Regions from separate parts of the Homo sapiens genome. Here all the other regions are linked to region 4. The links are chromatin loops, found by intact Hi-C in ENCODE. Cell type or tissue: GM12878. All regions are shown on one strand. Links, peaks and the distances in the headings refer to the core of each region. The heading gives the core; the rest is flanking DNA. Region 1 overlaps LOC107985004 (a long non-coding RNA gene). Region 2 overlaps MYH13 (myosin heavy chain 13). Region 3 overlaps MYHAS (myosin heavy chain gene cluster antisense RNA). Region 4 overlaps GAS7 (growth arrest specific 7). Region 5 overlaps MYH13 (myosin heavy chain 13).

What was found. Peaks named below come from ENCODE experiments on the same cell type or tissue, not always from the same donor. Only the 100,000 strongest peaks of a DNase experiment are listed, where the experiment ranks them.
Region 1: a loop joins it to region 4, with 5 times the contacts of the local background. A loop is called at or near these places in 3 of 110 quality-filtered maps.
Region 2: it touches region 4 in a loop (5-fold over the local background); 3 of 110 quality-filtered maps call a loop at or near these places.
Region 3: a loop joins it to region 4, with 7 times the contacts of the local background. A loop is called at or near these places in 18 of 110 quality-filtered maps.
Region 5: a loop joins it to region 4, with 2.9 times the contacts of the local background. A loop is called at or near these places in 3 of 110 quality-filtered maps.

What each region holds. Positions count from the first base shown.
Region 1 is chr17:10,292,088-10,298,298 of GRCh38, forward strand. All of the region lies in intron 1 of LOC107985004 (a long non-coding RNA gene), which reads left to right. Among named protein-coding and RNA genes, the nearest start is that of MYH13, 78 kb to the right of the region's middle. RefSeq lists enhancers at 31-1,230, 1,565-1,859. In GM12878, for the core only: a CTCF peak has its summit at 3,843 (motif pointing right); DNase peaks (open chromatin) are centred at 2,314 and 3,854.
Region 2 is chr17:10,346,432-10,352,642 of GRCh38, forward strand. It overlaps MYH13 (myosin heavy chain 13), which reads right to left. Exons shown (of 41, transcript NM_003802.3): 12 at 4,125-4,263; 13 at 249-367. Among named protein-coding and RNA genes, the nearest start is that of MYH13, 23 kb to the right of the region's middle. In GM12878, for the core only: a CTCF peak has its summit at 3,183 (motif pointing left); no DNase peak of the experiment used is centred there.
Region 3 is chr17:10,613,221-10,619,431 of GRCh38, forward strand. MYHAS (myosin heavy chain gene cluster antisense RNA) reads left to right here. Exons shown (of 11, transcript NR_125367.1): 10 at 525-657. Among named protein-coding and RNA genes, the nearest start is that of MYH3, 41 kb to the right of the region's middle. RefSeq lists enhancers at 4,258-4,758, 4,761-5,261, 5,262-5,762. In GM12878, for the core only: CTCF peaks have their summits at 1,542 (motif pointing left), 3,476 (motif pointing right) and 5,065 (motif pointing left); no DNase peak of the experiment used is centred there.
Region 4 is chr17:9,962,314-9,968,524 of GRCh38, forward strand. The region is part of intron 4 of GAS7 (growth arrest specific 7); the gene reads right to left. Among named protein-coding and RNA genes, the nearest start is that of RCVRN, 60 kb to the left of the region's middle. In GM12878, for the core only: a CTCF peak has its summit at 3,490 (motif pointing right); no DNase peak of the experiment used is centred there; H3K27ac peaks cover 464 bases.
Region 5 is chr17:10,324,777-10,330,987 of GRCh38, forward strand. MYH13 (myosin heavy chain 13) reads right to left here. Exons shown (of 41, transcript NM_003802.3): 21 at 5,611-5,747; 22 at 3,090-3,345. All of the region lies in intron 4 of LOC107985004 (a long non-coding RNA gene), which reads left to right. Among named protein-coding and RNA genes, the nearest start is that of MYH13, 45 kb to the right of the region's middle. RefSeq lists a silencer at 3,916-4,134. In GM12878, for the core only: a CTCF peak has its summit at 2,975 (motif pointing right); a DNase peak (open chromatin) is centred at 3,015.

The sequences.
Region 1 (6,211 bases), core at 807-5,806, 330 kb after region 4:
TGGGCGGCCCTGGGTCCGGATCCCAGCCATGTCCAGATTTTTAAAGTCCAGATGTTTTGTCTGGCGCCACTCGGATCTCTGCTTCCTGAGTCATGGGACGAGAAACTCCTGGCTGGGGGCAGTGGCTCTGAGCAATGGTCTCCTTCTCCTCCTGTCAGCAGTGAGAGGCCTCTCATGGAATTTGGGTCATGGGGGTGGGGGTGGGGAATGATATTCATTAAGAGAAGTTGGACTCTTAGCAGGAGTTGAAGGACGAGAGGTGTCTGCTGGGTCTGAGTGCCAGCTGGTTCAACAGCAAGGGAAGAAAGAGATATGGCCTGCATCTTAGAATCTTAGCAGCGCTGTCTCTTTCGTGGGAAAAAGACAAGTGAGGATAAGTACAGAAAAGGGGGAAGTGCCTACTGGCATTCTTAGATAGCTTATTTTGGGCGGGGGTGGAGGGCGTTTGCAGCCATCGTGTGGTTTTGTCTACACAGTAATCCAATGGGAAGGCATGACCAGCTGAAATTTAAAAGTGAGAAATAGACTCAGTGCAGTCTAGTGAGCCCTCATCATGGAATTCCTTGTCTCTTTCCACACTGTTTCTTCTGGGAATAGGAACTTGACCTAGTAGTGGGAGGGATAAGAAACACCCCTGTTGACTCTCAGTTCATGCAGTCTGGGTGGGGCTGGTTCCACCCAAAGCTTCAGAGGTGGGCTCATGAATCAGATATGATTCATGAAAGTACCACATCCTCCTACCAACTTCTGACCAGGTGCACATGACCATGCTAGGCAATTAGAGCCAATGAGAATCAGCCCTAGGGTTTTGCTGGAACTATCTTTAGGCTCCTAAGATTTTAAGATATAGGTTAGAGGCCTGGCCATTTTGTCATCCTAAAGGGGTCACCTTCTTGGGAATAAAGTTAATTTAGAGGAAAGCAGAACTGAGAGAAGGAAAGAGAGAAAGAATTAAGAAATCATTTTAAAACCCAGATCTCACCATGAATCCATGGATCCAGTCAGCCTGAAAATTGACTACCCTTGGAATTTTCATTTAGGTGAACCAATACATTTTCCTTTTTTTTCCCCCGGAAAGACTTGTAGCTGACTTTCTGTTACAGCTGAAGGAATTCTTATCATAGAGTATAGCAGTGAAGTTGAGACTTGGTCAGCAGAGTTTGTGCTTGTCTTTCTGCCTTCCCTCCCTTCCCTGCACTGTGCAGTATGTAAATCCCTAGTCCTGAGAAGATTTCTCAATTTGCTACCTTGTATAAGCTTACCTAGTTGGACTTGTGGTGGTTAGGAAGAGTGGGTGGCCCTACATATTCCAATATCTTTTAAAATTTTATTTATTTATTTATTTAGAAACAGAGTCTTACTCTGTCATCCAGGCTGGAGTGCAATGGCGCAATCTCTACTCACTGCAATCTCCGCCTCCCAGGTTCAAGTGATTCTCCTGCCTTAGGCTCCTGAGTAGCTGGGACTACAGGCGTGTGCCTCCACACCCGGCTAACTTTTGTATTTTTAGTAGAGATGTGGTTTCACCATGTTGGCCAGGCTGGTCTCGAACTCCTGACCTCAGGTGATCCACCTGCCTCGGCCTCCCAAAGTGCTGGGATTACAGGTGTGAGCCACTGCGCCCGGCCTCCAAGTTTTTTATATACAGAGCTGCAGTTGTGTTTTTACTAGGATTTCACTGGGTCCACTCAGTAATGTGCTGGTAAATGTTTAACAAAGAAAGGAAAAAAACCTGTTCTGTAGTGTTTGCCAATTTCTGTGGTGCAAATATTCCAGCCATGGCTAATCCCAAGCTAACAACATAACAACACTGAATGCAGAGATGGAAAGAGGTACAAAGAGCACATGATTAGATAGTATTTTCACCACACAGATTTAATAGTTGTAGGTAACTGCAAGAGATTATAGATACATTGTAGTAAATAATTAAGAAGTTGTAAGTTTTGACTATTTAGTACCTTTCTTATTAATATAATTTATTTAATTGTAAGTTACATAATTTAATTTTGATAGCATCTCTGTTTAACAACTGGCTCACAAAATTCCTGAAAATTTTATAATTGGCTCTTCCGAGCTGGAATGAGCTAGTTCTAGGCCACCACTGATCTCATCTAGTGCCCTGGTAGAAATGATTGCTTCTTCAAGAGTTAGGAGTGTAAGCTCTGGCTTGAATTAAAAAACAGACCTGAAAGTAATCTTGAAAGCTTGATTTTGGTAAAGGTCAGTACCAAGTTGAAGTGTGCAGTGAAACTGAATACATTACTGTCTACTGAATGGAATTTATGACCTGAAGATATTCACAAATAGCTGTGAGATAGCACTCTTACTTTGCATGGTCAGCTGGTCCTGCTCTGTAGAAGGGGCCATAAAGCAGTAAAATAGATGTGTAGGGCAGGAGTCCTGTATCAGGCAATTTGAACCTGCAGAAAACAGATAGCACATCTGTATTAGTCTGTTCCCCCACTGTTACAAAGAGCTACCTGAGACAAGGTAATTTATAAAGAGGTTTAGTTGGTTCATGTTTCTGCAGGCTGTACAGGTTCTGGGGAAGCCTCAGGAAACTTACAATCATGGCAGAAGGCAAGGGGAAGCAGGCAATGTCTTACATGGCTGAAGCAGGAGGAAAAGAGAGAAGTGGGAGGTGCTACCCATTTTTAAACAACCAGATCTCATGAGAACTCACTATCACAAGAACAGCAAGGGGGGAAAATCCACCCCCATAATCCAATCACCTCCCATCAGGTCCCTCCTCCAACATTGGGGATTACAATTTGACATGAGATTTGGGCGGGGACACAAATCCAAACCATGTCAACATCCAAATTAGCATAATATGAGGAGTGTTTGAGGAACAGACTCTCTACAAAGGTGTGGGCAGGTATAGAAAAACCACAGAGATACAGTAGAATTCCAGGTCTATTAACAGGGCTCCATTATCTTCCCTAGGCCTGCAAGGAGGTACAAGCTGGGGGTAAGAGGGACTCGGTTACCAGAACCTGGAGACAGAAGGGTTGGGGGACTGGGATACCTGACATGGAATGGGATTTTGGACTACAGGGAGAGACATGCGGAATAAATACTGCTCTCAATCTCCTCCTTCCCTCTGCTCTTCTAGCCCAGCTCCCCATTGGCTAGGCCCACCCAAAGGCCAGGGCAAGGGATCCCATTGATGTCAACCTCTTGGGGCATTGAGCACGTTGGAGAAAGGTGGAAAGGGTCTCACGGGTCAAATGGCACCTTGAGTATCCTGCCATGGAGTGCACATCCTGTCCTTTGTGTTGGGCTAGAAAAAGGGCCAGGGAACCTTGCTTTTGGAATTGCTATGGGCCACCTTCATCCCAGAAACATTTAGGGTCTGGTCACCTGTTCCTGCGAAGGGCAGGAGGCTATTTGTGTAGATATACTGCTTCTCCCCTGGGACCAACACTTCTCTTCCAGCCTGGCATGAGGAGCATGAGGTTTGGGGAGAGACCCTTGGCCATGTCGTACTCTTTACTGCCAAGGCCATCACTAGGGACCACTCTTTGTCTGTCCAGTGAGTCTTAGCCCCCTATCTCAAGATTCTGCAAGGTCCTTTTCTGTGGATACTCAGTTGAGGAAGCCCTGGTCTGGGAGCCAAAAGACCTGGGATATCTGATTCTGATGCTATATCTTGAGGGGTTACCAGATCATGTCACTAGTCTGGATTTTTGTCATTTGCAAAATCAGTGGGCTGTTCCAGATGAACATGATTCCCAGTGACACCTCTGACTCTGAAGAGCGAATCCAAGATTTTATGAGTTTCATCATCTCTAGGTCATTTGTGTAATGAAAAGCATGCCTTTCCACAGCCAGGAGGTGGCAGCAAAGCTCTGTTTTGAAGGGGGCGTTAGGCCAGGGTAGGTACTGCTCTCCAACTCCCTAGAGCTGAAAGTTCAGGTTTGGAGGCTCGGTTTTACTCCTGAATAACAACAACAACAACAACAGCATTATTATTTTCATTATTGTTAGTAAAACAGAAGCAACAATGCCATCTTCAATTTGGGCAATGCTGCATAGTTGAGGAAACATTTTTGTGCATCGCATAGGAACCTTTTAACAACTGCATCCTGTAGGTAGGTAATGCCAGGACTTTTAGCCCCATGTTGAGGCTCAGGGACATTTCTTGACTTGCCCGAGGCCCTCTGGAAAGTATTGATGTGCCAGGATAGGAACCCAAGCTTTCTTGCTTTTGTTCTTGTTCTGTGCACTCCCTATCTTATGGTGTGGAAGACCCAAGGCAAGGTCCCCTCTACCTCCTTTTCCATTTTGCAAGAGAGTAGGAGGGTCCAGAGGTACCCAGCTCAGCCTGAGGGCTTAAGACTGGTTTCCGGCTGCCAGATGAAATTTGACATATACAAGCTGGGAAAGAAAACTCAGCACACAAACCTCAGCTTCACTCTCTTCTCTTTCTTCTAGTCCCCAGAAAAGAAAAAAGATATGTATCTTTAGTTACTTACCATCAGGGTGTACCTGGTGTCTCTCTTATTCATTCATTAATTCATTCCTTCAATAATCAGAGTTCTGATGAAGTGTAAGACTCTGTTATGTACTGTGAAGGATATAGGAAGGTTCTTTCTCTTCTGACTCAGAGATCTGGGGGTCAGGAGCTGGGATATGGGAGCCAGGTAAGTGCATAGCTTCTTGGGGGTATCTTAATCCTAGAGAGCCCCCACTGAACTGGGAGTTCTTGAGGAGATGGAATTCAGATTTGGTTTTGTTGGCGTGTCAGGGAGAAGTGAATCCACAGGATTTAAAAAATGACCCCCAACTCCATATGTTAACTTCTCAAACCAGAGAAAACCCCTTAGAGACACAGCCAAAACCCCAGACTGTTGTCCAACTGAATCCCTGTCTTGTACTCCACCTACCTCCTGGGGCCAGGTCTCAACCCTCCGCATCACGATAACAGGTTATCAGAGTGCGTACGGTGTGACCCACTCTATACCACCTGTGCTTCTTGCGTATTCTTATTTGCTTCTCAAAACAACCCTGTAAAGTAAACTGTTACACTCTATTTCACATCTGGGGAAACAGAGCCTTAAAGTCATGAAGTAACTTGCCCAGGGTCTCAAAGCTAGTGAGTGGTAGCAGAATTGAGACCCTGACAGGTTAGGACTCAGGATCCTGACCACCTGTCCTTGCAGAGGGAAAAGCCACCAAAGTGAGACTGAAGAGCTGCAATCTTATCTCCTCCTCAAACACTGGGCAAGTCATAACTTGTCTGCATCATCTCCAGAAAATGAGGGTATTACACTTGCTTGGTCTTCTAATAGGCTTGTTGGGAGGATGGAATGGAAAAGAGAAAAATGGGCCTGTGACAACTTAGCATCATACAATGTTGTTCTGTGTGTTCGAAATAATATTATTCTCCCTCCTGACTTTGGATTTTTTTGACTGTGAAGATTGAGGCAATTGAAAAGATCATTTCAGTGGACACTTTCAGCAATGATGATGGTGATGGTGATGATGGTGATAGTGGTGGTGATGATGATGATGGTGATGGTGATCTTGAGAAGGTGGTGGTGGTGGTGATGATGGTGATGGTGGTGGTGATGATGGTGATGGTGATCTTGAGAAGGTGGTGGTGGTGGTGATGATGGTGATGGTGGTGATCTTGAGAAGGTGGTGGTGATGATGATGGTGATGGTGGTGGTGATGATGATGATGGTGATGGTGATCTTGAGAAGGTGGTGGTGGTGATGATGATGGTGATGATGGTGATCTTGAGAAGGTGGCGGTGATGATGATGATGGTGATGATGGTGATCTTGAGAAGATGGTGATGGTGATGATGATGATGGTGATAGTGGTGATAGTGATGGTGGTGATTTTAATAGTGATGAAGGTGATGATGGTGATAATGATGACGGTGATGATGATGATGATGATGGTGATGATGACAGTCATAATAATGGTAGTGGTGAAGTTAGAGGAAGGTGACCTCAGAATCATTTTCTGCTGCCACCGCTGCTGCCAATCCTCCTCAATTTCCAACCCCACTGTGTCAAAGGCATTTGGGGTGGGCTGGTGATGAGATGAAAAGGAGAATCTAGAAGGCCAGAGAGAAGGAATAATCTAAGATGTTAAAGAATAGTGTACTTATCTCAGTGCCTGGTACATAGTAAGCCAGTACTCACTATCAGGTAATAGAAGCTATGAATTTTTAAAACAGTTTTATTAAGATGTAATCA
Region 2 (6,211 bases), core at 523-5,522, 380 kb after region 4:
AGGAGCTGGAGGGAGGCTGCCTGGCTCCAGAGGGCTCTTCACTTTCTAATTCCAGGTCCTCATGGCGTCCAATGGGCACTTAATGATTTGCATTCCTTCAGTTGCCTCTGAAGCCTAAAAATGAACTTCCTCTTAATGTGAAAGCTGATTTCATGTGCATTTCTGATACCTGCAACTGAAGGAGCTTTAAGATAATGGCTCAAATAGCAAAAGATCTCAATCAACTGGATTCAGAGCATCTCCATTACCTGCTGGACATTTTGCCCTTTAGTGACATATTCATTGCCAACCTTCACCCTTGGACAGCACAGGCCCTTCAGCATTTCTGCAGAATTCAGTCCCATCAGGTATCCGGCTTTGTCAGCCACTGAAGGAAGAGAAAAAAATGGCATCATGCAAAAACAGTAGCTGCTAAAGTGTCCAGTCAGCCCCTGGCTTCTCCCAGAAGTGTTTTCTGTAATTTTCTTAAATGTTTTCATGTTGTCATATCTGTACCAGGTCTGGACTTGTTCACTGAAGCTTTAATCCCATATCCAGGGGCCCATGGTTCTCAGGAACTTCCAATTTGCCTCCTAGATGCAGTTTTAACAATAAGATACTCCGTGGCCAATTTTGACCTACTGATATTTCGATTTCATAAAAGAATGTTGATTACAGGCCAGGCACGGTGGTTCATGCCTGTAATCCCAGCGTTTTGGGAGGCTAAGGCGGGTGGATCACCTGAGGTCAGGAGTTCGAGATCAGCCTGGCCAATATGGCCCTGTCTCTACTAAAAATACAAAAATTAGCCAAGCATTGTGGCAAGCGCCTGTAGTCCCAGCTACTTGGGAGGCTGAGGAAGGAGAATCACTTGAACCTAGGAGGCAGAGGTTGCAGTGAGCCAAGATCGTGCCATTGAACTCCAGCCTGGGTGACAAGAGCAAGACTCCGACTCAAAAAAAAAATTAATTAATTACATAGTTATGTTGGAGTCTGACAATACGTTAAAATGTTATATGAGTAAAGGAGCCACCACTTGGACAGTTGACAATATACATGAGGCACCTTCCTAATTTAAGCAAAGTACCATGCTCATAGTTGAAAGAGAAGTACAAAACTTGACCCTCCCTTCAAATGTTTGGAGATGGTCAAAAGCACTTGACTTTTGGCTGTTTCCTACAGTTCATGGGTTATATATTTTCATATATTTCAGCAGACGTTCATTGACTTTGAGAAGGACCTGGGGGCCTGCATTGAGCTCATCAAAAAGGCAGAGAAATGCTGCTCCCCAGGGACTACTTCTTTTTTTTTTTTTTTTTTTTTTTGGAGACAGAGTTTCTCAATGTTGCCCAGGCTGGAGTGCAGTGGCGCGATCTCAGCTCACTGCAAGCTCCGCCTCCTGGGTTCACGCCATTCTCCTGCCTCACCTCCCGAGTAGCTGGGATTACAGGCACCCACCACCAGGCCCGGCTAATTTTTTTTTATTTTAGTAGAGATGGGGTTTCACCATGTTGGCCAGGATGGTCTTGATCTCCTGACCTTGTGATCTGCCCACCTCCCAAAGTGCTGGGATTACAGGTGTGAGCCACCTTGCCCAGCCCCCAGGGATAACTTCTTGGTTGGGACCCTTGCTTCATTGCTGGGTGGGGAGATGAGTTAATAAAAATCTAGGGCAGTCTATGTTAAGTACTTAATCAGAGGCCAGATGCGTGCTTTACTCTCTCCTCGAATTATCTCCTTTTCTTGCTTTGCCCATTCAGGTAGATGGTACCATTATTCTTCTTCTTGTCATTTAAACTTGAAAGGGGTGATACATCCTTCTCTCTCTTGCCCCTGACATTCCTTTGTTCAGACAGGCACCAAGTCCTGCTTATTTCACTCTCAAAATGCCTGGCCTCTCCACTGCTTCCAGCAGTTATAGTGGCCAAGAGCCTGGGCTCTAGAGTCGGACTGCTCTAGGTTTAGGTTTAGGTTTAGGTTTTGGTTTTGCTTCTTTGTGCCTCAGTTTTGTCTGTAAAATGGGAGACAGTGACAATACTCATGTTATACGGTTGTCGTGAAGCATGCCTGGTGACTAGTGAGCACCCAGCAAATATTAGCTTGGGTTGGTATCGTCATTGATATCATTGGAGCACTGGCCTTGATTATAGTCCTCCACTTTCTGCTCCTAAGCACTGCACACACACAGCTGCTAGGGCTGGAAGAGGGCCTGGGACCCTACTGAGGTATATCAATACGTGTATCAATGCAGTCCACTGTTGCTGAGGAGCCTGATACTCTTTTTTTTTTCTTCTCAAGTTTTCCCACTTTTGGTGAGCCTGGCTGCTGACAGATTAATTTCAGGTTGTCTGCATGTACTTCCCCTGCTACTTGGACAGCGGCTTCCGTGGCCTGCCATATATTCTAAACCATTCATCCTGACACTCAAGATCTTCCCAAACTGATGCAAAAATTGTTACTTTAAAATTCTCATTTCTTACAAATCCACTGCTTATATCCTGTTCTGTAGCCAAAGTGGACCACTCACTGTGCCTCCATCCCCATCACAGTTCATCCTCTGCCCCTTTGCACATGACCCTTCCTTCCTTCTCCCTTCCCTTCCCTTCCCTTCCTTCTCCCTTCCTTCTCCCTTCCCTTCCCTTCCCTTCCTTTCCCTTCCCTTCCCTTCTCCCCCTCTCTCTCTCTTTCTCTTTCTTTCTTTCTCTTTATTTCATGGAGTTTCACGATTTTCACCCAGGCTGAAGTGCAGTGGTACAATCTTGGCTCACTGCAACCTCCACCTCCCGGGATCAAGTGATTCTCCTGCCTCAGTCTCCCGAGTAGCTGGGAATACAGGCAGGCACCATTATGCCCAGCTAATTTGTATTTTTAGTAGAGAAGGGGTTTTACCATGTTGGCCAGACTGGTCTTGACCTATAACCTCAGATGATCCACCCACCTCGGCCTCCCAAAGTGCTGGGATTACAGGCGTGAGCTGCTGTGCCCAGCCTGCTCATGACATTTCTTCTGCTTGAACTGATCTCTCCCCCAATTTTTCAGAATCCTATTCATCCCTCAAAGTCCAAGTCAGTGCCCCTTCTATCAGGAAGCCTTCCCTGATTGCCCCAGTCAGAAGTGTTTCCTGTGTGAAGACTTGGAGTCCCCTCCACTGTGATGGGCAGGATTCTAGGATGGCACCCAAGGTGTGCCCCCTGGTGTACATGCCTTGTATAACCTCCTTTACTTGAGTGCAGTGGAACCTGTACAACTCCCATGATGCGGTGACCAATCAGTTGACTTTGAGTTAACAAAAAGGGAGAATTATCCCAGGCAGGCCTAGGATAGAAGGTTGGTAAGCATTTATGGGACACTGATAAGGTTATGTAGATTTTCCCACCCTTTAATTTATGGCTGCACTTCCTTTTTATTACTTGAGAGTTTAAAGCGCACTGCTTCACATACTGTGGGGCTGTAATCAAAAGGCAGAATTATCAAGAACGATCCATGTTGCCAGGCTTTAATTCAAGGAACTTGTAAGAAGCATCGTGAGAGCTAAGAAGTCTAATGAGCAGGACGTATGGTGGGGAGTCAGTCACTGCTCAGCCCTTCCTGCTGCCCTGTGCTCTAGTTCCAGGCCTCTTAGGGATGGGGCAGAGGGTGGCAGTAGGATCAGCTAGGTGAGAGTTATGGGGAGGAAGAACCGTTCACCATTCTTGGTTCAGGGTCAAGTTCAACAGACGCTGGGGTGGAGGCGATGGGAGGAACAAAACTTGGCTCCCACTTTACCAAAGGCCTCATTTTAGGCCTGAGTAATTAAGACTGCATTCTGGTGGAGAGAAGAGAAGTTCACCTAACAATATTGTCTCAAAAAAGTCCACCTTAAAAAAAACAGGCACATTTAGATGGTGAAAGATAGTGGAGTGCGTGGTGATTATTCATTTACAAGAATGATGCTTTTTGTTTTTCAAGAATTCACTACTCTGGGAGTCCTTGACTGAGTGAGCAGACTTCCTAGTGCATGCTACAATGAGCTTCAGGAAACCCAGATTTGATTTATGCAGTTTTGGAAGAACAGCTCTTGAAATGAATGCAGTTTATCTCACACGGCCTCGCCCGCACATGAACATAGATGGACCCAATCGCATCCCTTTCCCAGATGCAGTTACCTTCGGTGCCGTCTGGCTCCGCCTGCTCCTCACGCTGCTTCTGCTTGAACTTCATGTTCCCATAATGCATCACGGCTCCCGTCAGTTTGTAGATCCCGACTTTCTCCTCTGAGCTGAAGCCCAGGATGTCAATGGCATTCTGGAAAGAAAAAAAGGACAACTGTCATAGCAGGAATCAGGGATCCATATGCAGCCTTTTCTTGGCAAAGACCTTACCTCTTTTTTGTATAGCATATGAGACAGCATTTGCCCAAATAAGTGGATGACAGGTGGGGATGTGGTAAATTAGAAACCATTTGTTTCACGTGTTTGTGTGGGTGGGTGAAGACTATGGGAAAAAGATGTGAATTGTCTGTTTCCTTCCATCAAATAAGAACTGATTACAGTCGGGCGCGGTGGCTCACGCCTGTAATCCCAGCACTTTGAGAGGCCAGGGCAGGCAGATTACGAGGTCAGGAGTTTGAGACCATCCTGGCCAACATGGCGACGCTCCATCTCTACTAAAAATACAAAAAATTAGCCAGGCATGGTGGCTGGCACCTGTAGTCCCAGCTACTCAGGATGCTGAGGCAGGAGAATCACTTGAACCTGGGAGGCGGAGGTTGGAGTGAGCCAAGATTGTACCATTGCACTCCAGCCTGGGAGACAGAGTGAGACTCCATCTCAAAAAAAAAAAAAAAGAGAACTGATTATGATCTTTTCTCACTGTACATAGATTTGGGGGAGCAGTTTTCTGGATGAGGCGATTGGGAACCATTGTATGATACTGAGAGCTGGGAATGTCATGGAGAATGACTGGGAAATAATGTTTAATGGCTTAAGAGTTTGGCATTGTAATCCAGGAGTTCCAGCATTGTTCAGACTCAAGACAATATGCATTATGGAATATTAGATCTGGAAGGGAAGATCATCAAAGATGGCATCATCATTTCCCAAATGAGAAAGGGGCAAGCTTTTGCAGAGCTCTTTCTATGTGCTAGACATTGGGTAGGCATCATCTGTATGTTATTAAATCCCCATGAAGCCCCTTTAGCTGTGCAGGTTTTTCCAGATTTCTGGATGAAGAATTGAGGGTCTAGTTGGTAAGTAGCCTGTCATACAGGGAGGGTGTGATAAGACTGGGACTGGAGTTAGGTCTTGGTCCCTTCAAAACCTAGGGTCATTGCTGGTTTGGTTTTATAATCATGTTGCCTGTCTTCCACCACAAAGGTTTCAACAAAAAGAAATCCTTCTCTGGGGTACACATATTGATTATGCAGTAGGGTTTGCAGCCTGAGCCTGTAGAGTGTCCATTGGTAGGATTGAAACATGTTTGGACGTGTTTGGTGAGCACGTAGGATAGACCCAATAGGCCAACACCAGCAGGATGATATTGGAGAGTCAAGCATTCTTGGAGTGGCACCCCCTTTAGTGGAGAATGAGCCTATGCCAGGAGCTGGGATATATGGGGAGGAGAGATTCCGAGGCCATGATGGCCATCCCTTGAATCCATATCCCATTTCAGGGTTGCATATCTCTGTCCTAGGGAAGGGTCGTTGTAGGTTAAAAGAGAAAGAACTCTTTCAAAAACACTAAAAGGAGCAGGTGAAAGCGTCACTGCCTGGGGACCCTTTTGGAGAATGTCATCTCCAAAGGGGTGCAGGTGGAACCTGGGTATATGATGGGATGTCACTCCCATTATGAAGTTACCAATCAGTTGACTTTGAGTTCATAAAAAGGGAGACTATACCAGGCAGGCTATAAAAGCTCCGTGAGGCCAGGCGCGGTAGCTCACATCTGTAATCCCAGCACTTTGGAAGGCCGAGGTGGGTGGATCACAAGGCTAGGAGTTCAAGACCAGCCTGGCCAACATGGGGAAACCCCTTCTCTACTAAAAATACAAAAATTAGCCGAGCGTGGTGACAGGTGCCTGTCATCCCAGCTACTTGGGAGGCTGAGGCAGAGAATTGCTTGAACCTGGGAGGCAGAAGTTGCAGTGAGCCGAGATCGCACCACTGCACTCCAGCCTGGGGACAGAGCGAGACTCCATCTCAAAAAAAACAAAAAACAAAAAACCAAAAAAAGGCTCCGTGAGAGGAAGGAGCAAC
Region 3 (6,211 bases), core at 591-5,590, 650 kb after region 4:
ATGGCCCATTAATGTGCCTGTGGCTCCCTTTGGGCTCTGTGGCTGGGCCACCAGGTGACTGCTGAACACTTTGTCTTCTGATCCTGAACTCTCATGTTAACCATTATTTCCTTTCCAGTCCCCCCATGTCTGCAAAGTTGGTCATAGGTACATAAATGAGATCAGGTCTCAGCCCTCACGCCTTCGCTTGACCCAGCCTCATAAGGTCACTCCACTGCGAGCCTCTCTGGTGTGTTTCTGCCTTTCTCCTGGAGTGATGAAACAGGCTGAAATCTTTTCTTCTTGCATTGCTATCTTCAGCATCTTATATCATTCAGTCAGCTAAATTCCATCTTTGTGATAAATCCCCCACAAATATTTTGTGATCTCTCTGATCTAAGCAGTGTTAAACCTTTTGATTCCTTGTATCCTTCCTCTCCCCTTTCTTAAAATAGTCTGTAGCGCTCATGTCAAGGACCTGCTCAGCTTCCCTTTCTCTAAAATTGCATAATCCTACAAGAATATTTTCCCTTCTTTTCCTTCAGGAGCAAACGTTCTCAAAACATTCTTAAATGCAAACCCGCAGGCACAGCATGTGTCTGTCAACTCCAAGAGCATTTGGATGTTCGAAGGGAGAGGATGTTTGACATCTAACCCGTCGTGGAAAGAGGAGCCTCTGTGAGTATTTCTTTACTTCTTGGTAGGAATAGGGTGAAGGAAGAAGAGTCTGATTTAGGGTATTGTCACAGCTCTGGGTCAGACTCTTATGAGGGTTATTTGAGGTTAGATGAGTCAACTTGGCAGGGAGGGAGTGGTTACTGTTCTGAATTTGGCTAAGGGAGCATGGCAGGGTCCAACTACAGTATAGTATGGGAATTTCAGGTTGGGGGGCTTCTCATCTTATGCCTGTTGTCAGGGTAAGCCCGTAAGTGTGGGGGCACCCTTGCAGAGAGTAGCCCAGGTTCATTCTGAATTTGGAGAGACCAAGAAATTTCAGTCCGTGTCAGAGAAACTGATCCTTGGTTGGGCCTGACTTGGGCTGGGGAAGGGATGGCAAGTAGAACAGTGCTTGGCACATAGAGGTACCAGAAATATCTGCTGAATGACGGTGCCGCTGATGTCACTGAGCGGTCGGTAGCCACGGTCCGTCATGAGAGGCTGAGAGAGATTCTCAGGCCAGGCTTGGCGGGAAATGCTGTAATTTACGATTGCTCTGCCACAGGTGCAGGTGAGTGAGTGGAAGGGGCACGATGCAGGTGCAGGACCTGTGGTGGGACGTCAGAACTGGAGTCTGAATATGTTGCAGTGACCCTCAGTTGCAGACGGGAATCAGAGAAGAGTCTGGGCACATCCACTTTTGGATAACCTGACACTAAGGGATTCTGCTGAGCTCAGACCTGGGCAGATTAGCAGACAGGACACCCCCAGGCTCAGCCCAAGGTGGTTAGAATTGAGGCAGCCTCCACCGCAGCTACCCTGGTGGGCCTGCATTTGACAGACCATAAAGTGATTCCCCTCATAAGTGACCCAACCCTGCCTTCTGGTGGTCATTTCCATCAACTGCACCTGGGTTTAAAAGGACTGGTGTGGGAGCTCCTTTTCCTCACCACTCTCCTCAGCTCTCCTCAGCACTGGGGCTTTAGGACTAATTTTACTAACTCACATGAACCCAGTTCTGCTGTGATGTGAGTGTAATAAGCAGGAAAAGTCAATGTACTTCAAGACTCCATCTGGTTCCACCCATTGTCTGAGACAATTCAGTTATAGTTATAACATGTGACAGGCATCATGCAGGGCCTTGAATTTGCTTCGTAGCAGAAATCTTTTAAGGCAGGTACTATAATTATTCACGTTACCGAGGAGGAAACTGAGGCTCAGAGAGGCGCTGTTATTCTTGCTGCAAGACTATGACATTCAGCTGGGTGCGATGGCTCACACCTGTAATTCCAGCACTTTGGGAAGGTGACGGGGCAGGATTTCTGGAGCCCAGGAGTTTGAGACCAGCCTGGGCAACATAGTGATACCCTGTCTATACAAAAATTTTTTTTTAATTATCCAGACGTGGTGGCGAGTGCCTGTGGTCCCAGCTACTGGGGAGGCTGAAGCAGGAGGAACACTTGAGCCAGGGAGGTCTAGGCTGCAGTGAGCTGAGATGGCGCCACTGCACCACTGCACTCCAGCCTGGGTGAGAGTGAGACCCTGTCTCAGATAGATGGATAGGTAGGCAGATAGATAGATGATAGATAGATAGATAGATAGATAGATAGATAGATAGGTATGACATTCAGTTTTGGGTGCCACCAACCTGTTAACAATGGCACCTCCTCACCTTACCCCAGTCCATCCTTCAGACAGTGGAATTGAGGAGAATGGACAGGGAGGGGCACTTTCTATTTTATGTTTTACAAATGTATTTTTATAATGAGCATATATTATCTCTATAATTCTTTTTTAAATTGTAGACTAAATTCTGGGTGTCATCCCTGATGAAGGGATCTTGCCAGCCTAGGAAGGAGGAGGCAGGATACAGGAACTGGAGCTCCTTCACCTTGAGAGAACAGGGGTTCATAGGAGTATGGTGGCTGTCTAATGACCCTGGAAGATCCAAGAGAGCAGATTTATTCCGTGTGTGTCTCCAGCGCCCAGACCCAGGGTCAGGAGGTGGAGTTCTCAAAACGGGAGTTCAGCTGTGTGACAAAGCATCTTGCTAGCCAGGAGGGGCTGCCTTCTGCTGGAAAAAGTGGGATAACTTTGAAAGAACTTAAGCTGGAAGTTACTGGGATGTTTATACAGGAGAGTCAGTGGTGGGGAGAAGATTGGGGTTTAAAATATTAAAGCTATGGCAGGGTGCTGTGGCTCACGCCTGTAATCCCAGCACTTTGGGAGGCTTGAGGCTGGAGGAACGTTTGGGCCCAGGAGTTCAAGACCAGCCTGGGCAACGTAGTGAGACTCTGTCTCCACAAAAAAATTTTAAAAAGCATGGTGGTGTGCGGCCGAGCGCGGTGGCTCACGCCTGTAATCCCAGCACTTTGGGAGGCCAAGGCGGGCGGATCACGAGGTCAGGAGATCGAGACCATCCTGGCTAACACAGTGAAACCCCATCTCTACTAAAAATAATAATAAAAAAAATTAGCCGGGCATGGTGGCGGGCGCCTGTAGTCCCAGCTACTTGGGAGGCTGAGGCAGAAGAATGGCGTGAACCCGGGAGGCGGAGCTTGCAGTGAGCCAAGATGGCACCACTGCACTCCAGCCTGGGCGACAGAGACTCCGTCTCAAAAAAAAAACAACAAAGCAGAACAAACAAACAAACAAACATACAAACAAAAACATGGTGGCGTGCGCCTGTAGTCCCAGAGGCTGAGGCAGGAGGATCGCTTGAGCCTGGGAGGTTGAGGCTGCTGCGGGTCATGATTGCGCCCTACACTCCAGCAAAGCCTTTGATATTCCGGTCTCCCAGTCTGTGATCCTACCAGTGGGCTGCAGTACCCACTCCTGCCTCTAGGTGGCAGCCTTGGCTCTGTAAAACCCAGGTCTGTTTTTGGTGCCCTGGTTCCCACCCTTGGCTGGGTATTGTTTTCATCTGGAGATTTAGGGTATTGCAATCTACTGATGCCTGGGGCTGCACCTCCGGATATTCTGATTTAATTGGTCTCGGGTGGGACCTGGGAATTGGGAATTTTGAAAGCTCCTCAGGTGGCTCTAAGCCAAGGTTTGGAGTGACTGAGTGCTTAGACCCTGCCATTTCTGTGGGTTCGGTGAGCAGATTGTTTCATTTTATTTTCTTTCACTGTACTCTGCAGGGGGAGACTGGACCCATGGAGAGAAAGTAGGAGCATTAAAAGAGATGTCACCAGAAGCTACAAAACATACCAGCTCATTAAGATAGAGACAACAAAATAGGTCCCTCTAAAAATAGGAGAGAGAGAAGAAACAGGAGCTTAAACAGTGCCCATGAAGGAGTTACAGGCCTTTAACTCCCCCAGGAAGTGAATTTACTCCAGCCATGTAGAGGGCAGGGGAATGTTCCAGAAGGCAGGGTGACACGCTGGCCGGGGGCCAGAGACCTCTCTCTTTCTGGTAGCTTTAGCATGCGGCCAGGCAGTGGCAGTTCCGGAATTCAGGACTCTCTGGGGACCTGCGGGTATGGGCTGGCAGAAGGGGCTTCACAGGGAGAATAAGGGGCTTGCGGGGAGTTGGTTCCAGCCAGTGACAGTGAACTGACCCAGCCCAACACCTCTGTCCCTAGGCATGGTGGCTGCCCTCATATCTGCCCCAGCCCAGCACTGGGATCTCACAGAGAAAAAGGGCCTTCCGTAAAGGCAGAAAATAGCTATTGCCATAACTCTTCAAGATGCTGGGCCACAAACCACATTGCTGCGGCCCAAGCCCGGACTAGAGGGAGGCAAGTGAGGCACCCTCTTTGGCACAAAATCTAAGGGGACTGCAAAAAACCCTCATTAATCAAGGCCAGGTGCGGTGGCCCATGCCTGTAATCCCAGCACTTTGTGAGGCCGAGGCGGGTGGATCAGCTGAGGTCAGGAGTTCAAGACCAGCCTGGCCAACATGGTGAAACCCAGTCTCTAGTAAAAATACAAAAATTAGCTGGGCATGGTGCCGCGCACCTGTAATCCCAGCTACTAGGGAGGCTGAGGCAGGAAAATTGCTTGAACCCAGGAGGCGGAGCTTGCAGTGAGCCGAGATCGTGCCACTGCACTCCAGCCTGGGCGACAAAGTGAGACTCCAACTCAAAAAAAAAAAAAAAAAAAACCAAAAAAAAAAAAACCAGAAAAAGCTCAATAATCAAAATTAATCATATTGTATTGCAATACTTTTTAAAATCAAGGTTAGTGCAAAAAACACCCATGATTAACAAAATTTTAAATGAAGATGGGATGGGTGTTCCTGCCTTTATGAGCCTAAATGGCTTCTCTTGCCTTTACTCCTCTGTGGCACAGCACGGCTCTGGACTTCTGTAAGGGAGTCTTCTATTTTTCACCCACACCTTGCAGGAGCCACCAGTCAGCTTTGGCACCTCAAGAACTTTAGCACTCAGGGTGAGGCCAGGCTAGAGACCCTGATGCCTGGCAGAGCAGCAGTGCCACCTAGTGGCTCACGCCTATAATCCCAGCACTTTGGGAGGCTCTAGTGCCAAGGCATGAAGGGTGATGCCAGACAGAGCAACAGAGAGGGCCAGAAGCTGTCCGGAAGAGAGGGTTTTCCAGAGCACAGGAGCACGGGAGCCTCTGCATGGGCAGCTGCACGGGCGGAGCTGAGGTGGGGCAGCAGGGAGGCTGAATGAACAGATGAGGCAGGAGCAGGGAAGAGTCAGTGTTGCTGAGACTGATTTTTCCTGCAGGCAGAAAATTCCCATGCACAGTCTTAGCACCGCCACAGGCAGATGGGGTGACCTGGAAGCAGTCGCCCCTCCTTGTCCTCATCTATGAAACAGGAGGGTCAGCACAGACCGTCTGTCTCTGTGGCTTGCATATTCTTCAGAACTTGTGCCCAAGTTTCCATTTCCAGGGACGGGTGTGAGAAATCAGCTTCCGAGCGACAAAACAGTCTCCTGTTGGCAGCTCCAGGCCGCCCCCCCCCTTTGTTTTTTTTTTTTTTTTTTTGAGACGGAGTCTCGCTCTGTCGCCCAGGCTGGAGTGCAGTGGCGTGATCTCGGCTCACTGCAAGCTCCGCCTCCAGGGTTCACGCCATTCTCCTGCCTCAGCCTCCCGGTAGCTGGGACTACAGGCACGCGCCACCGCGCCCAGCTTTTTGTATTTTTAGTAGAGACGGGGTTTCACTGTGTTAGCCAGGATGGTCTCGATCTCCTGACCTCGTGATCTGCCCTCCTCGGCCTCCCAAAGTGCTGGGATTACAGGCGTGAGCCACCGCGCCCGGCCCAGGTCACTTTTTTTTTTTTTTTTTTTTTTTTTGAGGCGGAGTCTCGCTCTGTCGCCCAGGCTGGAGTGCAGTGGCGCGATCTCGGCTCACTGCAAGCTCCGCCTTCCGGGTTCACATGATTCTCCTGCCTCAGCCTCCCAAGTAGCTGGGACTATGGGCACCCGCCACCGTGCCCGGCTAATTTTTTGTATTTTTAGTAAAGGCGGGGTTTCACCATGTTAGCCAGGATGGTCTTGATCTCTTGACCTCGTGATCTGCCCGCCTCGGCCTCCCAAAGTGCTGGGATTACAGGCGTGAGCTACCGCGCCCGGCCCAGGCCACTTTTTTTGTTTTTGTT
Region 4 (6,211 bases), core at 396-5,395:
AATGACATCTCATCACAGTGACAACATCTACTGGCTAGAAATTGGTTTCCAAATATTACCGGAAGCTCCTTGGTACTAATTTCAAAGGCAGGTATTTGGAATATCCTATTGTACCAAGAGGTAAGAAAGTATTCAGAGAATAATGGAGAGATAACAAAAGAACATAAACAACTTAAAGGGCTACCACAGGCCAAATCTGCGACAATTTGAGCACAAATATGAATGAATGACTGCAACTAACTAACTAACTCCAAAGGGGAAGGGAGAGAACATTTATTTCAGAAGAATGCCAATAAAAAATGTACAAGAAATTGGATGACCACCATTTGCAAACCCCAGCCTCAAAGGGGACTCAGGCCATGATCCTCAAGGATGCTGAAAGCAGGGGATGGAAAGACTGCCAGGGCACAGGATACTCACAGGGTCTTACACTGGCACCTCACAGATGACTGACAAATTAGAAAGGGAAAATGTACCCCTGCAAAGGAGAAATCTGGCAGTCAGCACCTTAACCGAGAGTGCAAACTGAGCCTCATGAGTAGGGTGCCAACCTGGGTGGTTGTGCCCCCAAATGCAGTAAAAAGAACCCCACATGCCCTGTCCAGCTATTCTTGCCCAAACTCCAGAACCTGAACCTACGCATAAGAGAACAGTCAGACCAAGAACGCAGGTTATTCTATAAGACACCTGACCTGGACTCCTCAAAAATAAATCGTCAAGGTGATGAAAAAAAAAAAAAAGAAAAAAAGGTGTAAGGGATTGAGTGTAGAGGCAACGAGACAGGCAACAACTTGGATGAAACGTTCTATCCATACGACAGAATATTCTTCTGTCATAAAAAGGAATGGAGTGTTCATCCATGCCGCGATGTGAATGAACCTTGGAATTCCAGGTGAAAGAGGCCAGACACAAAAGACCACAGATAGTATGATACCATTTATATGAAATGTCCAGAAGAGGCAAACCCATAGAGACAGAAAGATTAGGGGCTGCCTAAGTCTTCAGGTGATTCTGCTTGGGTTGATGAAAATGTTCTAAAATAGATTTGATGATGGTTGTAAAACTTTGTAAATATAGTAAAAAACACTGAATTGTATACACTTTAAATGGGTGAATTGTATGGGTATGTGAATTACAGCTCAATAAAGCAGTTTTTTGGTGGGGGAAGAGAGAGAGAGAGAGAAACAACAGAGACACAGCAACCAGTGTATCTGTGTGTGAACCTGAAGGGATCCTGGACTGGGGAGAAAAGCAGCCATAAAAGGGATTTGGGGGCCAGGTATGGTGGCGCACACCTGTAACCCTAGGCTTTGAGAGGTTGAGGTGGAAGGATCGCTTGAGCCCAGGAGTTCTAGAATTCACGAGCTATAATGGTGTCACTGTACTGTAGCCTGAGGTACAGAACAAGACCCCATCTCTCTCTTTTTTCTTTCTTAAAAAAAGGCATTTTTTGAGACAATTGAGGAATCTGGAGTGTATATATTAGGCGGCATTATTGAATTAATGTTTTCTTAAATATGATAATGGTATTATCATTATGTCTTCTTCCTGGAAGATACATTCTGAAATATTTGCATTTAAAACAGTAAGTCAGAAATGTGGTTTAAAATAATCTAGGGGGTGGAGGGCAAGGGGATTGGGGGAGGGGATGGGAGCACAAATAAAACAAGATTGGACAAAGGCAGGTAATCGTTGGGCTTAACAGATTTGTGGTACCTTATTATATATTCCCTCTACTTTTGCAAAGGTTTGCAAATGCCTATAATAAGAGTATTTGTTTTAAATTTCCTTTGCCTGTGATTCCAGAGAACTCTTCCCTTCCATTTATTTTGTAAAGGCCTGCCCAGGGGTCAGGACACCCCACCTGGGCATCTCTGCATCACCCTGAGGCCTGGCAGGGGGTGATACCACACAGGAAGTGCTTGGTAAACTGGAGTGGGTCATTCACAAGTGATTCAGCAGGCCCCCGACTCCAAATGTCTTCTCAGCCCATTTCCTCCCCCCCTGCAAATAATCTGGGTCCCATCCCTTCAGCAGGTGGGATCCTGTACAAAACCCCTCAATGGCTTCCCAGTGCAGTTAGGATAACCCCTGAGCTCCTCGTGGCAGGCCTGCGCAGACTACCCCAGCCTCATTTCCCACCCTCCCTATTCCTGCTGATTTAGTAAGCCACAGCCACACTGGGTCTCTATGCGTAAACACGGTTCCCCCTTGCTGCCTCCAGGCATCCACGATGCTATTCCCTCCCCTGGAAAGCTATTCTTTCCCCACCTCTTTGCCAAGTGAAACCCTTGCTCATCATTCCAGTCTTAGAATAGGTATCTTTTCTTAAGGTACCTTAATTCCTGACATTTCCAGCACCAGGCTAGGTTCTCACAGCATCCACTTCCTCCAGCCTTTGTCACTGCTGAAATTGCACCATTATTTATCTACTGTTTCTCCCACACCAGCCATAAAACTCCATCAACGCAGGGCTATAGATATCACCTGTGTCTCAGTGCCTGACAAAGACCGAAATTGCTCAATAAGAACATGTGTTATTGAATTATTGAGGTAGGTAGGAGGTGGTGGAGATTAAACATCTCACCTCTTTCTCCACTTTGAACTCCATGCTCCAATGGGTCCCTCAAGTTTCCAAGCCCTTCGTCCCATTCTCTTTCCTCTCTCCTGTGTCTAGAGGGTCTTCCTGGGAAGTTCGTGAGAAGCCAGAACAATTGAAAGGTGGATCACAAAAAGGCCCAGGCACTGGTGGGCAGGAAGGGAAGGGACCCACTAGGACGCGATTCTGCAAAGGCAGCAAGACTATTAGCCTTTGATCTAGAACCGGAAATACCATTTGACCCAGCAATCCTATTACTGAGTATACCCAAAGGAATATAAGTCATTCTACTATAAAGACACATGCACACGTGTTTATTGCTACACTATTTACAACAGCAAAGACTTGGAACCAACCCAAATGCCCATCAATGATAGACTAAAGAAAATGTGGCATATATACATAATGGAATAGTATGCAGCCATAAAAAAGAATGAGTTCATGTCCTTTGTAGGGACATGGATGAAGCTGGAGGCCATCATTCTCAGCAAACACAGGAACAGAAAACTAAACACCGCATGTTCTCACTCATAAGTGGGAGATGAACAATGGGACCATATGGACACCGGTGGGGGAACATCACACACCAGGACCTATCGGGGCGTGGGGGATAAGAGGAGGGAGAGCATTAGGACAAATACCTACTGCACGCAGGGCTTAAAATCTAGATGACAGGTTGATAGGTGCAACAAACCACCATGGCACATGTGTACCTATGTAACAAACCTGCACGTTCTCCACATGTATCCCAGAACTTAAAGTAAAATAAAAAATAAAAAAAGATGATTCGCCTTTGATCCCTCGCCTCTGCCCCCGAATCAGGTGGGCTGCATTTACCCAGTACCTGGGCCGACTGCCCCAGGGCTGCAGAATTGAAACCCTCCACTGGGTGGCACCAGATCACCACCTCCTGTGCCCACCCATCCAGGTCTCCAAGGGCTGAGTGAAGGAGCGGGGCAGGCACCCTCAGGAACTGTGGGGCACCCACTATCAGTCCTCCCCATGACATAGTATGGTGGGGACACGTTACTGGTGTCCGTGGAAAGTCCCTTTCCCCATCCCCCGACACCCACCCCCCAAAATTCTTTTTTTTTTTTTTTTTTGGAGATGGAGTCTCGCTCTGTCGCCCAGGCTGGAGTGCAGTGGTGCAATCTCGGCTCACTGCAAGCTCCGCCTCCCTGGTTCATGCCATTCTCCTGCCTCAGCCTCCCGAGTAGCTGGGACTACAGGTGCCCGCCACCACGCCCGGCTAATTTTTTGTATTTTTAGTAGAGACAGGGTCTCACAGTGTTAGCCAGGATGGTCTCGATCTCCTGACCTCCTGATCTGCCTGCCTCGGCCTCCCAAAGTGCTGGGATTACAGGCTTGAGCCACCACGACCGCCCCCTCCCCCCAAAATTCTAATCTTCCTGATCAGCTTGCTCAAGGAGGGGCAGCTAAGCAGGGGGCGGAAAGAGATCACAACCGGGTTTTGAGATCTGGGGCTTTCCAGTCTAGGTTTCGTCACTGTAACCCTGAACATGCCACTTTATCCACCCCACATGCCGCATCTCAAGTGTTCCTTTGCTCATTTATTCATTTATTGATGTTTAAGTGTAGTTATCATGAGTGATAACTGACAGCAGGGATGGTGAATCTACTCGTCTGCATGCTGGAGTGGGGTCTATACCTGGGGACCCTTTGTTGGTAGAGCTCTCTGTAAACACCAAACCTTCTTAACCTATTTGTATGTTTAACTCTTGGCACCTTTTTGGATAACCAGCCTGCAGGCTCACAAACCAGGACAAAAAGTAGTAGCTAGCTGGGCGTGGTGGCCGGCGCCTGCAGTCCCAGCTACTCCAGAGGCTGAGGCGGGAGGATTGTTTGAGCCCAGCAGTTCCAAGCTGAGGTCACAGTGATCTACGATCACCTCCATGAACAGCCAGTGCATTCCAGCAAGGGCAACACAGGGACACCCTGTTTCCTAATTATTTTTAACTTAAAAAAGTAGTAGCTTTTATATACAAATGTTACCCTTTCAAAGCCTAAAAGAATAACATTCTACCTCCTGATCCTGGGACTGGTGAACAACGCACGTTCGCCCTCTCCATATACTACATGATTTATTTTTGTTACCCTGATGACACCTCAGCTCCCAAGGTTACCATCCAAAAAGAGTCTGACTCAATCCGCCTGTCTTTAGGCAGCCACTATCTACCCGGGCCTGCATCTCCAGAGCTCGCCTCTCCTGAATTCCCCATACTGGTACCTACTTTGTAGCTTTTTTTTTTTTTTTTAAGTAAAAAATTGTATCTGCCTTCTATAAAAGTAAAATGTGTTCATTTTAGGAAATTTGAAAAATAACAACAAGTGTAAAGAAAATAAAATGACCCATGATCTTAGACCAAAGGTTCTCAACTTCAGCACGATTCATGTTTTCAAGTTGAGCACTTCTTTGCTGTGGTGTCCCATGCCTTGCGAGATACTCAGCGTCATCCCTGGTGTCACCTACTAGTTGCCAGTAGCACCCCCCCTCCCCAGGCGTGACAATCCAAACGTCTCCAGACATTGTCAAAAGTCCCAATTGATAGCCATGATCTCAGACGCAGACAGAGCCACCGTACGTTTTCCAGTTTTCCTTCTAGTCCTTCTTCCTAAGTATAGATAAGTATAGATTTCCTTCTGCCAAATAAGACTGACTATATATGCAATGTGTGTCCTACTTTTTTTTTACTCTATTTTATGTTGTGAGTACTTTCCCAAATTATTGCATTTTCTTCAGAAGCATGCTTGCTAATGGCTGCATAGTATCACTGGCTAACCTCCAGCGCCATCATCCCTTTTACCCATCCCCTGTTGCAGGACAGTTAGGCTGGGTCTAGTGTTATGGTGCTGTAAATAATGTGTGAGTGAATAGCCTTGCACATAAATCAGAACCCCTCAAGATACCCCAAGAACAGACACTAGACAAGACATCCCTGTGTCGATGGCTTATAATGCACAGTGTTAAATCAGCTTCTGAGATATCAGTTATACCAGTGTCCATTCTTTAAAATAGATGAGTAACAACTTCACAGTATTTCAGAAGGGATTATGTTTTATCAGGGAAGAAAGAATGATTTTGAGGATGGGGAGCTGTTTCTCATATTCTTCCTGATGATGCCCAGGGTAACACCAGATTTCTGTCATCGTTGCTGAACCACATCAGAATTTAGGCTGATGTCTTCCAAAACAGTCTCAAATCAGGAGACAAAAGTAAGTTTCACTTCAAACAGGATAACAGAATCTGTGTTGAGAAGGCAAGCTGGGAGCTCAGCAGGAAACATACAAAGCCACGGTTGATTCATGATGGGTGACATGAGCAGAGGAGAGAAGGAGACCGATAGGCCAGCTGTGTGCTACTGACTGCTAGTCCACTGCTCAGGAGTGGTCCTCAGACCTACAGCATCAGCGTCACCTCGGAGCTGGCTGGAAACCCAGAACCTCAGCCCCCACCCTAGATCTCCTGGATTAGAATCTGCATTTTAACAAGAGGCCCAGCTCACTCTAAGTCCATCAAAACATAAGAAGTCCTGACATACACTGAGGTTCAAATTCTTTTCCAGAGTTAACTGAACTGAATCGAAGCCCAAC
Region 5 (6,211 bases), core at 640-5,639, 360 kb after region 4:
TTTTAACTAGCAAGAACATTGCTTATAGAAATTTGCATATAATAATTTGTTCATTTATTTCTTTAGAGACAAGGGCTTGCTCTGTTGCCCAAGCTAAAGTGCAGTGGTGTGAGTGTAGCCCACTGCATCCTCACACTCCTGTGCTCAAGTGATCCTCCCACCTCAGCCTCCCAAGTAGCTGGAACTACAAGGTATGTGCCACCATGACTGGCTTCTTTTTTGGTGTGTGTACAGATGGGGCCTCCATGTGTTTCCCAGCTTGTCTCAAACTTTGAGCCTCAAGTGATCCTCCTGCCTCAGCCTCCCAAAGTGCTGGGACTACAAGTGTGAGCCACCATGCCTGGCCTCACTTATAATAATTTCAAACAGAGGAGTTTGTGAAATTACAAGTTCATTTTAAAGAATGAAGCCTCTAGAAATTTGCCACATTTGAACAGCTGGTTATCTCACTCTTCCTGCTACCACCAGTTGGAAAATGACTCATCTACTCTATGTTATCTCAAGCTGACAAAATAGTTTCAAAACATTACTATCTTTTAACTTTCATTAAATTTATTTTTAAATATATGGATTTATTTATTTTCTAGAGATAAGGTATCACTATGTTGCCCAGGCTGGTCTCGAGCTTCTGAGCTCAAGTGATCCTCCTGCCTTGGCTTCTAAAAGTGTTGGGATTATAGGCATGAGCCACCAGGCCTGGTCCTTTCAACAGAAAAGTTCTACCTATGTCTCCTTAGCTGTGTCTCCTCGAACCACAGAACAGAAAATTAAAAACACCCAAGAATTCGTGATTGAATACATATGTCCCAGAAGATGCTGCAGTGAGTCTCTTGGACAGACCAAGATCAGCTACTTCTGTTCTAAATCGGGCTATATCTTCCCATATAAGAATATTTATTTATATATTTGTTTATTTATTGAGACGGAGTCTCACTCTGTTGCCAGGCTGGAGTGCAGTGGCGCGATCTCGGCTCACTGCAACCTCTGCCTCCTGGGTTCAAGTGATTCTCCTGCCTCAGCCTCCTGAGTAGCTGGGACTACAGGTGCCCACCACCATGCCCAGCTAATTTTTGTATTTTTAGAAGAGAGGGGGTTTCACCATGTTGGCCAGGATGGTTTCGATCTCTTGATCTCATGATCCGCCCGCCTCGGCCTCCCAAAGTGCTGGGATTACAGGCGTGAGCCACCACGCCCGGCCCATATAAGAGTATTTTAAGACACACACTGCAGGGTAATGCATGGGAGGAGACTGGCAAGCCTGCATGCTAATGTTTGCTGAACATCTATAAACATGAGCTGTGTGCCAGGCATTTTACAGGCATTAACCACTCTGATTTTTCAATAGCTGGATGAGGTGAGTACTCTGACTATGCCCATTTTACAGACGAGATAACAGAAGCACAAAGAGGATATGTAGCTCATCCAAGGTCACACAGCTATCAGGTGGAGCATCTGGGATAGAAACCCAGTTATCTTGTTCCAAGAGCTGTTCTCTTGTCCGCTGTACCTGGGAAAGTGCTCCTATTAACTCACTATAGTGATTGGGAAAGTGAAAAGGGGAGCGGAAAATGCTCTGTATAAAAACAAAAGGTAAAAGTATTTGGGGATTTATTAAAAAGGGAAAATTATAAATGCCTTCACTCTGTGAAAGAGACAATTATACTGCCCCATTTCTTTTCTTTTTCTTTCTTTCTTTCTTTTTTCTTTTTTTTTGAGACGGAGTCTTGCTCTGTTGCCAGGCTGGAGTGCAGTGGCACGATCTCGGCTCACTGCAACCTCCACCTCCTGGGTTCAAGTGATTCTCCTGCCTCAGCCTCCTGAGTAGCTGGCACTACCAGCGTGTGCCACCACACCTGGCTAATTTTTTTTTTTTTGTATTTTTAGTAGAGACGGAGTTTCACCATGTTAGCCAAGATGGCCTTAATCTCCTGACCTTGTGATCTGCCCGCCTCGGTCTCCCACAGTGCTGGGATTACAGGTGTGAGCCACCGCGTCCAGCCTATACTGCCCCATTTCTTTGATAAAACTATGTATCTTTAAAGCACTTTTTTTTTTTGAGATCGGGGTCTCACTGTGTTGCCCAGGCTGGAGTGCAGTGGCATGTTCTCAGCTCACTGCAACCTCGACTACCTGGGCTCAGGTGATTCTCCCACCTCAGCCTTCTGAGTATCTTGGACTAGAGACATGCACCACCATGCCTACTAGTTTTTTTTTTTTTTTTTTTTTTTTTTTTTTTTTTTTTTGAGACGGAGTCTCGCTCTGTCGCCCAGGCTGGAGTGCAGTGGCGCGATCTCAGCTCACTGCAAGCTCCGCCTCCCAGGTTCACGCCATTCTCCTGCCTCAGCCTCCCAAGTAGCTGGGACTACAGGCGCCCGCCACTACGCCCGGCTAATTTTTTGTATTTTTAGTAGAGACGGGGTTTCACCGTTTTAGCCGGGATGGTCTCGATCTCCTGACCTCGTGATCCTCCCGCCTCGGCCTCCCAAAGTGCTGGGATTACAGGCGTGAGCCACCGCGCCCGGCCGCCTGCTAGTTTTTAAAAATTTTTTTACAGAGATGGGGTTTTGCCATGATACCCAGGCTGGTCTTGAACTCCTGGGCTCAAGCGATCCTCCCACCTCAGCCTCCCAAAGTGTTGGGCTTACAGGCATGAGCTACCACGCCCGGCCTAAAGCACTTTTTACATATTATTGTAAATAATATATAGAAAATTACTCTTGCTACTTTGAATTGGGTTATTTAATTTTGATTATTTTTATTTTTATTGATTTTTAAAAGCTGTGGTGCATATACATATGACACATATATATCCCTCATGCCCACAGCAAAATATATCTAACTCTGCGATGACGGGGAGAAATCAGGGAGAGCACAAATTCTCTTTGCAGACATAATTTCCGGCATTCACTGCTTTGCTAAGCCCGGGACCAGGCATCCTTTTACGAGCAAGGTGGTGCTGCAATACTCCACATGACCACTGGGTGGCACCACTGTCTCTCGAATAGACACCTGATGGCGCCCTCAATGTTCCTCCCCCTTTTCTGTCCTCCAGAGTCTGTGTTTTGCGTTCTCAAGTAGAAGGTACTTACAGACTGGACCTGCAATTGGAGGTCATTCTTCTCCTGCAGGAGGGAGACCATTTTCTCCTCCAGCTCCTTCCGGCGAGCCTCAGATCGGGCCAGTTCTTCCTTGGTCCTCTCAAAGTCTTCCTTCATGGTGGCCATCTCCTTCTCGGCCTCTGCACTCTTCAGCAGGGGCTTGATTTTGAAGAACAGGTTCATCCAGGGCCAGTGCTTGACGTTCATAAAAGAGCGGATGTTGTACTGGATGCAGAAGATGGAGTCCCTGTACACCCATTAGGACTCAAATTAATAAATCCAGCAAGGTCTGGTCTCTGCACCCCCAACCTGTCCCCGACGGACCCCATCCTCCGTCTTTCTCGGTTAGGTGGGAAGGAGGTGCAGCCAAGCTTGGCAGATCCTCTGGATCCAGAGTAGGTCTGCAAATGAGGGGCAGAGGAAACAGAGGTACGTGCACAGGTTGGAAGGTAGGAGAGGGCGTGGAGCTACCTGCGGGCTCCTGGTCACCTGGCTGCCCTTCCCACCACCCTACTGAGAGTGCCCTGCCTGAGGGCGTCCGTGACCTCCTAATGCTCAATGCAAGGAATAGCTTTCATTCCTATTCTATTGGGTCTTTCTCCCATGTTTGATGTATTAATCAGCTCTTAACTTTTGAAACTTTCTCTGCCTTAAATTCCATCCACATTTTCCCTGTTTCACTGCATTTTGCCATATGGGGTTCCTCTTCCTGCTGGAGAAACCCAGGACTTGTCCTTGGTCATTTCCCAGTCTCTTGCCCTGGTAGAGTTGATCTGTCTTCCCAATTTCTTTCTTTTCTATTCGTTTTTTTTTTTTTTTTTGAGATGGAGTCTTGCTCTGTTGCCCAAGCTAGAGTGCAATGGTGCAATCTCGGCTCACTGCAACCTCCGCCTCCTAGGTTCAAGCAATTCTTCTGGCTCAGCCTCCCAAGTAGCTGGGATTACAGGTATGCGCCACCACGCCTGGCTAATTTTTGTATTTTTAGTAAAGACTGGGTTTCACCATGTTGGTCAGGCTGGTCTTGAACTCCTGACCTCAGGTGATCTGCCCGCCTTGGCCTCCCAAAGTGCTAGGGTTACAAGCGTGAGCCACCACAACCAGCCTGTATTCCTAATTTCTGCTGCTGTTTTCATCCCAGTGTCACCCACATGATCTCCTCCCCTTCACCCTCCACAGCTTTATATTTACATAGCTTATGGATTCCTGAACACTGGCTTCTCTTTCCCTTCTTGAGATTCTTTTCATCTCCGTGCTGGCTTCCATGTGCTTCACCAAGCTCGATGCCTGGGAGTGATTCCTGACGCATACATGGTGGCGGTTCATTATGGCTCTGACAGTTAGAGCCACACAGGGGATCAGGGAACCAGGGAGAACAGGCTCCCTCCCACACTCCCCTCTCCCTCCAATCCCTGCAGGTGACTAGTCATCAATGCTGCTATTCCTTCTCTTGAATTATCAAAGGAAAAAGACTTAAACATTCCTTTAATCCATGCCCTCCTCTCTCACCCATCAACTATGTCCTACTTCAGGTCCTTGTCATCCCTTACTTGGACTTCTACCACACTGTGGCCTTGCCCCGTCATAGCCTTTGTGTTCACTCTCCTAGCTGCCAGAGTGATGCAATCCTACCCCTTGTCTCTGCACACACCTTCTACAGCTCTCCATCAATGACAGGGTGCAGCCTGGGTTTCTGAATGTGACACATAGGGACCTCCACTACCTGCCTCTTGCTCTCTATTCCAATGACAGCCACCTGCTTGTCGGGCTTCCTCCCAGACCACCCACTCTCAGGTTGTGTAGAGCTTGCTTCAGAAAGTGCTTTCGTCAGCTGGGCGCAGTGGCTTACGCCTGTAATCCCAGCAATGTGGGAGGCCAAGGCGGGCGGATCACCTGAGGTCAGGAGTTCAAGACCAGCCTGGCCAACATGGTGAAACCCCATCTCTAAAACAAAACAAAACAAACAAACAAAAAACAAAATAGCCGGGCGTGGTGGTGCATGCCTGTAATCCCAGCTACTAGGGAGGCTGAGGCGGGAGAATCGCTTGAACCTGGAAGCTGGAGATTGCAGTGAGCCGAGATTGTGCCACTGCACTCCAGCCTGGATGACAGAGCAAGACTCTGTCTAAAAAAAAAAAAAAAGGAAAAAAGAAAGTGCTTTCTTCTTGCTGACACCTTCATGCCAACTCCAACCCCCTAATCAGGCTGGGGGCTTATTCTTGCCAGTTCCCTATCCCCCGACTATAACTCGAACATTGAGCTTGTCACAGGCATTAAAACCAGCCATACATGCGTCTGCTTCCCACTCCTTTGTGACCCTGTGAGGGAGGGTTCATTTCTGTCTCCCCAGCGCCATGCAGAGCACCCAGCCCAGGATTGCCGCTCAGTAGATGTGGGTTAAACAAATGAAGGAAAGAGAGCAAGCACATGGAAATCCCAAGACTAAAAGCAGGAAGTGACAATCAGCTGCTAAGCAGAGAGGGCAGGATAAGGTGGAGGTGAGGGTCTGTGTCACCTCCTCTCCATCATCTTCTTGAACTCCACCCGCATCAGGTACCCCCTGCACACCGCCTGCGTGCTTGTCATCAGCGTCACCAGCTTCTCATCTCTCATCTCCTCCAAAAGTCCCAGGAGCCCAGCTTTGAAAAACACCTGCATTAAAAGACAGAGGAGCCTTGATCTTTTTCCCCAGCAGGCGTTCAGCCGGGCCCTTGAGGGGGCCTGTTTCTGCTCAACTCTGAGGCTCAACTCTCAGAGCACGGCAGGGGCAGCAATTCTGTTTCCAGGACTTGCTTCTCGGTGGCTCTGGTCTCCTCAGTGGCTCCTCCTGGGCAGTGAGGCAGCCTGGTCCAGAGTCTGTTCCAAGCTGGTCATGGTGGCTCATGCCTGTAATCCCAGCTCTTTGGGAGGCCGAGGCAGGTGATCATTTGAGGTCAGGAGTTCGAGACCAGCCTGGCCAACATGGTGAAACCCTATCTCTACTAAAAATACAAAAATTATCCGGGCGTGGTGGTGGGGACCTGTAATCCCAGATACTCAGGAGGCTGAGGCAGGAGCATCACTTGAGCCTGGGAGGTGGAGGTTGCAGTGAGCAGAGATTGCACCATTGCACTCCA